Linked DNA regions of Homo sapiens: region 1 is linked to region 2. The links are chromatin loops, found by intact Hi-C in ENCODE. Cell type or tissue: mammary epithelial cell. All regions are shown on one strand. Each heading gives the region's core, and the rest is flanking DNA. Links, peaks and the distances in the headings are about the cores only. Region 1 has its middle 36 kb from the start of LINC02614. Region 2 overlaps LOC107986044 (a long non-coding RNA gene).

Region 1 (2,903 bases), core at 160-2,659, 470 kb before region 2:
GGCATTAGAAATGCTGCCACAGCCTGTGCCACTGCAGTGGAAGCATTTTTAGGAAACGGGTTATATCTTCAGACAAACTTCAGATGCATGGGGCCAGAATGCTGTGTCCATCTACATACATCTTTGCTGAGAGATGGGGTAGCCTGGAGTTTGCCCTCTGTTGTGTTGGCTTGAAGCTCATAGGAGACTTAAGACGGGCTCTCGAGCAACCAATGTTCTGTCCTTTGCTGTAGACTGTGAAGCATCCTGTGTGTGTGACGCACCCGCCGTCAGTCAAGTATGCCCGGTGCTTTCTCTCAGAACTCATCAAAAAGGTCAGTTATGGGCAGTGTCTGCCCAGTAGCCAGACAGCATAGCCACCTGCGTGCTAGAGCCCCCATCCTTCCCAGGCCCTGGGCCTGCTTTGCAAACCCCAGCATGGCAGGGGCCTCCCCAGGCGACTGGCTGCAGCCACGTGTGACCCATGGGAGACAGTGCAGGGCGGGAAGAAGGGGAGGTCAGCGTCTCTCCCTCACTCTGCCTCCTGGGGTTTCCGCAGCAGCTGCTTCTCTGGGGCCCCAGCTCCCAGCATATGGATTCTCATTCCTACCAGGCTGGCCCAGCCCACAGCACTGGAACCCTCACCCACACCCTCTGTCCTGCCCGCCGAAGGGTTTGGAGTTTCCTGCTCTTGTCTGTCTCTGGGTTGCCCCATGGGCCCCTCTTGGAAGGTTTAGCTCTTGCCATACCTTTGGAACTAGTTCCTCTGGTGAATTCTCTGCATTGATCCTGCTAGAATGAGCTCTTTCCTGACTGATACAGGATGGATTTTATTTTTTACTTCTTTATTTTTTTGAGACAGTCTCACTGTGTTGCCCAGGCTGGATTACCGTAGCACAGTCTCGGCTCCCTGAAACCTCTGCCTCCTGGGTTCAAGCAACTGTCGTGCCTAGCCTCCTAAGAAGCTGGGACTACAGGCACATGCCACCATGCCTGGCTAATTTTTGTATTTTTAGTAGAGACAGAGTTTCACCATTTTGGCCAGGCTGGTCTCGAACTCCTGACCTCAGGTGGTCCGCCTGCCTCGGCCTCCCATTGTGCTGGGATTACAGGCATGAGCCACCGCACCTGGCCTAGGGTGGATTTTAAAGATGGGCCCAAACATGCAGGGTTCGACATAAGGATGTCGAGAGGCCGTTCCTCAGTAGGCAGTAGCAGACCTGCTGAGTGAAAGGGCCACACTTTTAGCAAATAAACAATCCCCTGCTTCTCCAATACCTGCTTTCTCCCTAGTCCTCCCCAAAAGGGTGCATCTGTGGTCACCAGCAGGTCTGCCCTGTGCCACCAGGAGAGGGCAGCAGTCACCCAGTATACCCTGCTGCTGCCCTGTGAATTTTAGGATGGGGCCAGCCCTGGAGAAGCAGCCTGCTGACAGCCACAGCCTGCAGCATGGGCCGCCCTCACAGTTCTGCCTGGGCTCACTTAAAAGCACCTTTTGTTTTCCTGCTCTCTGTCATGGTCATGTGGCAGCTCTCACGGAATCCTTGTCTCCTGCCCTAAACTACACCTAACTCTACCCTCTCAACACCTCTCATTGAAGGCCCTCCCATCCAGGTTTCCCTACCAAGTGAATTTTTTTTTTAGAGACAAGGTCTCTTGCCCAGGCTGTCCTCGAACTCCTGGGCTCAAGCAGTCCTCCCATGTCAGCCTCTAGAGTAGCTGGGACTATTCGGCACACACCACCACGCCCAACGAAGTGAATATTTTATATGCCAGCTGGCCGGTATTACACCATTCCATCCCAAATCTCCCCTCCAAACTTGGTGAAAATCATCTGGCCATTTTTACAGATTAGAACGAAAGCAAACAAGCTCTCACTCTGTCTGCCCCCAGCACGAGGCTGTCCACACGGAGCCTTTGGACGAGCTGTATGAGGTGCTGGTGGAGACCCTGATGGCCAAGGAGTCCACTCAGGGCCACTGGAGCTATTTGCTGGTATGAGAAGGGTACCCTCCTCCCCCTCACAGCCCAGATACCCTTCCTGCACAGACAAAGTGAAAACGTGGGTGTGGGTTCAAATCCTGACTCACCCATTCTGCAGTCTTAGACATGAGGTCCATCAACCTTCTTTAGCCTCAGTTTCCCTGTCTGTAAATCAAGCACTGCAACAACAACAGCATGTCTCATGGGGTCGTTGGGCATTTGTCCAATAGGTGACACACTCTACCTGCTTCACAAGGACCTGGTGCCCAGTCCTCAAAGAATACTTGGCAGGTTCAGGCGTGATGGCTCATGCCTGTAATCCCAGCACTTTGGGAGGCTGAGGCGGGTGGATCACCTGAGGTCAGGAGTTTGAGACCAGCCTGGCCAACATGGTGAAACTCTGTCTTTACTAAAAATACAAAAATTAGCGGGGTGTGGTAGTGGGCGCCTGTAATCCCAGCTACTCGGGAGGCTGAGGCAGGAGAACCTCTTGAAACCGGGAGGTGGAGGTTGTAGTGAGCCAAGATCGCGCCATTGCACTCCTGCCTGGGCAAAGAGAGTGAAACTCTGTCTAAAAAAAAAGTAGAAAAATTAGCCAGACATGGTGGCACATGTCTGTAGTCGTACCTACTTGGGCGGCTGAGGCAGGAGAATTGCTTGAACCCAGGAGGCAGAGGTTGCAGTGAGCCAAGATTGTGCCACTGACTCCAGCCTGGGGAACAGAGCTCAAAAAAAATAAGATAAAACATAGATACAGAAAACCACAAAGGAAAAACATAGCATATTGAATCATCACAAGGCAGCCACCCCTTCATAGCCACACCTGGCCCCTGGCCACCACTGACCTGTGCTCCATCGCCAGAATTCCATTGTCTCAGGAATGTTCAATGAATGGAATCCTGTGTGGCCTGAGGTGAGTGTCTTTCATGCCACGTGACACC
Region 2 (2,903 bases), core at 210-2,709:
GAGATGGGGCCAGTGCACTCCAGCCTCAGTGACAGAGAGAGACTCTGTCTCAAAAAAAAAAAAAAAAAGAAAGAAAGAAAGTATGTTGCTATAAGTTTACCAGGTGCTCTAATTAGCATCCTGTTAGTAACGGGTTTTGCACTAAAAGACCTTATTAGAGTTGGGGTGGACACCTTGGGTTAGGGTTTGGGGAAGATTGGGTTCAAAATGTGAGCCTCAATCAGGATTTGGAATAAATTTGGATCTGATGAAGCCAAGGCTGGGGTGGGGCTGGATTTGAAGTCGGATGTGGTTGGTGGCGGGGGGTGGGGGGAGGTGTCACTCCTGTAATCCCAGCCCTTTGGGACTTGCCAAGGTGAAAGGATCACTTGAGCTCAGGAGTTCAAGACCAGCCTGGACAACATAGCTAGACCCTGTCTCTACAAAAAAATGCAAAAATTAGTCAGGTGTGGTGGCATGCCTGTGGTGGCATGCCTGTGGTGGCCCTAGTTACTTAGGAGGCTGAGGCAGGACGATCGCCTGAGTCACGGAGGTTGAGCCTGCAGTGAGCCGAGATCACACCACTGCACTCCAGCCTGGGCCACAGAGCAAGACCCTGTCTCAAACAAAACACACAAATCTCAATTATGCATAAAATCAGGCTGAAGGTTTGAAATCAGGCAGGGTTAGAAGTGTGAGAGTGGTCCAGGCGTGGTGGCTCACGCCTGTAATCCCAGCACTTTGGGAGGCCAAGGCAGGCAGATCACCTGAGGTCAGGAGTTTAAGACCAGCCTGGCCAACATGGTGAAACCCAGTCTCTACTAAAAATACAAAAATTAGCCGGACACGGTGGCGGGTGCCTGTAGTCCCAGCTACTCAGGAGGCTGAGGCTGGAGAATCGCTTGAACCTGGGAGGCGGAAGTTGTAGTGAGCCGAGATCGCGCCATTGCACTCCAGCCTGGGCAACAGAGCTAAACGCTGCCAAAAAAAAAAGAAAAAAAAGAAAAAGAAAAATGTGTTAGCATTTTGGCAGAGGGGCTCTGTAGGCTTGGAGGCCCTGCCCAACATATCTCTGTGGATTCCTGTAACAACTCAAGGAAGGGACACTGGGGCCTGTGGAGGGGTCTCTGGCCCCTCCGGCGCCCCTTTGGTACCGCGCCCCGCCTGCGAGCTAGGAACTGTGGGGACCCGGCAGCGGGCGAGCGAGCCCAGGTCGCGGCAGCACTGCCTGCGCGGTCGTCTTGACGCCTGACCAGGGCCGGTTTTCAACTTGTTTACAAGCCTGCGTCACCGGGAACCTTTCACCGCCGCCTGGGACAAAAGGTTCCTCTTTGTAAGTCCCTTCTGGGCAGAAAGGGGATTCGCCGCCCGGCGCGCTGACGGTGCGGGGCGCCACGCCGTGGCGGATGCGGACAGCGCGCGGCCGGTTCGCCCGTCTGCCCCCTAGCGCCCTGCTCTTCCCGCCGAGCGCGTAGTCTGCCCATAGCCTCGGCCACCAGCCCCCTTTACATCGTCCACCCACCCACAGCGTCCTGCCGTCCACGCCTCGCCCACCCACGGGTTCCCCGCAGTCCGTGCCTCGTCCACCCACTCACTCATCTGCGCGTGGCTCAAACAGGCATGCCTTGTCCACTCCCTCCACAGGAATTTCCTCCTTTCATGGAAACAACTTGCCCTCCCGTCCACCGTCCACTCCATTCCCCATTCACTGTCCATTGACTCATTTGAGGAACTATCCTATGAACACCTTCCAGGTGCTACGCGTTGCGGTCAGCAGGTCACAGGACACAGCTCCTGTCCTCTGGGACCTCCAGGACAGCAGAGGAGACACCAGCAGAGGTCCTCGTGAAGTGATCATGGCTCTGGGGGCAAAAAGAGGACATATCAGCCGAGACTTGGGCGCAGGGGTGGCGAGGCTGGGGCTGAGACGGAAAGACTGGCTGCGGAAGAGATGGGAGGAGGACAGGGGCTAGGCCCTTGGCAGGGGCTCGGCAGAGGGGAAAGCCTGGAAACCAAGTGGGCTCCAGGCAGAGGGCACCGAGGGGGCCGCGGGAAGAGGCCAGACCCGAAAGTCCTCGTCAACAGCGCCACAGAGCTCGGGCATCACCCGGGGTCACGGTGCCCCCCAGCAATTTCTTCTACTTTTCACTGTTTTGTTATTATAGAAGTAATACATGTCTACAACTTCATTGTAAAGAAAAATGAGAGCGAGCAATAGGAAAAAAATAATCAGCCATAATCTCGCCTCGCAGACATAGTTTTCGGTGTATGTGCACATACGCGGTTTCCCCAGGCATCCGCTGGAGAGCGGCGCTCCTGGGCTAGATGACGAGGGAACCCAGAGCGAGCTGCCTACCTCAGGGCTTGCAGACACCTGGGTGGGGATGTCATGGAGTGGGTGCTATGGCCAAGCCAGAATCCATTCAGATCCCCCCATCCCTTTCCCTAACACAACGGATGCCGTCCAGGCACCAGCCCTATGGCACCGGGATGGGGCCTCCCACAGAGTCCCCAGCTTCTATCCCTGGCAGCGATTAGTTTAGGCATGCAGTTTTTTGGCTAAGATATGAGGAGAGGTGTTCTGAGGGGCTACTCATGAGAAGTTTCTTTGTAAGTCATTTCTGGTGAAGCTTTCTGTTTCTTGAAGCAAAATACAACCTAAATGATACCTGAAACTAGTGTAAAGACTACCTTCCCCGGGCTCCTGGGGCTAAATCACGCCCTCCCGGGGAGCACCCCTGATGCTCACATCTCCTACCCTTCCTCCTGTATCTGGATCCCACCCTAGCCTCCTCAGCACCATGGTCCCTCCAGCTTGCCTTCTGCCTCTACACACACTCTCTCTCTGTCTCTCTCTCTCTCTGTATGTCTCTTTCATTTCCTCTACGCCCACAACCTGGTCTAGTCTCAACCCCTCTTCCTGG

Evidence for each region. A loop is a pair of places that touch in the nucleus more often than their neighbours do. Peaks named below come from ENCODE experiments on the same cell type or tissue, not always from the same donor. Only the 100,000 strongest peaks of a DNase experiment are listed, where the experiment ranks them.
Region 1: a loop joins it to region 2, with 19 times the contacts of the local background. A loop is called at or near these places in 8 of 110 quality-filtered maps.

What each region holds. Positions count from the first base shown.
Region 1 is chr3:125,920,592-125,923,494 of GRCh38, forward strand. It overlaps the pseudogene FAM86JP. Among named protein-coding and RNA genes, the nearest start is that of LINC02614, 36 kb to the left of the region's middle. In mammary epithelial cell, for the core only: a CTCF peak has its summit at 1,356 (motif pointing right); a DNase peak (open chromatin) is centred at 1,432; H3K27ac peaks cover 293 bases.
Region 2 is chr3:126,388,061-126,390,963 of GRCh38, forward strand. LOC107986044 (a long non-coding RNA gene) reads right to left here. Exons shown (of 3, transcript XR_001740563.1): 2 at 1,575-1,841. Among named protein-coding and RNA genes, the nearest start is that of CFAP100-DT, 5.3 kb to the right of the region's middle. RefSeq lists an enhancer at 1,472-2,020. In mammary epithelial cell, for the core only: a CTCF peak has its summit at 1,379 (motif pointing left); a DNase peak (open chromatin) is centred at 1,331; H3K4me3 peaks cover 589 bases.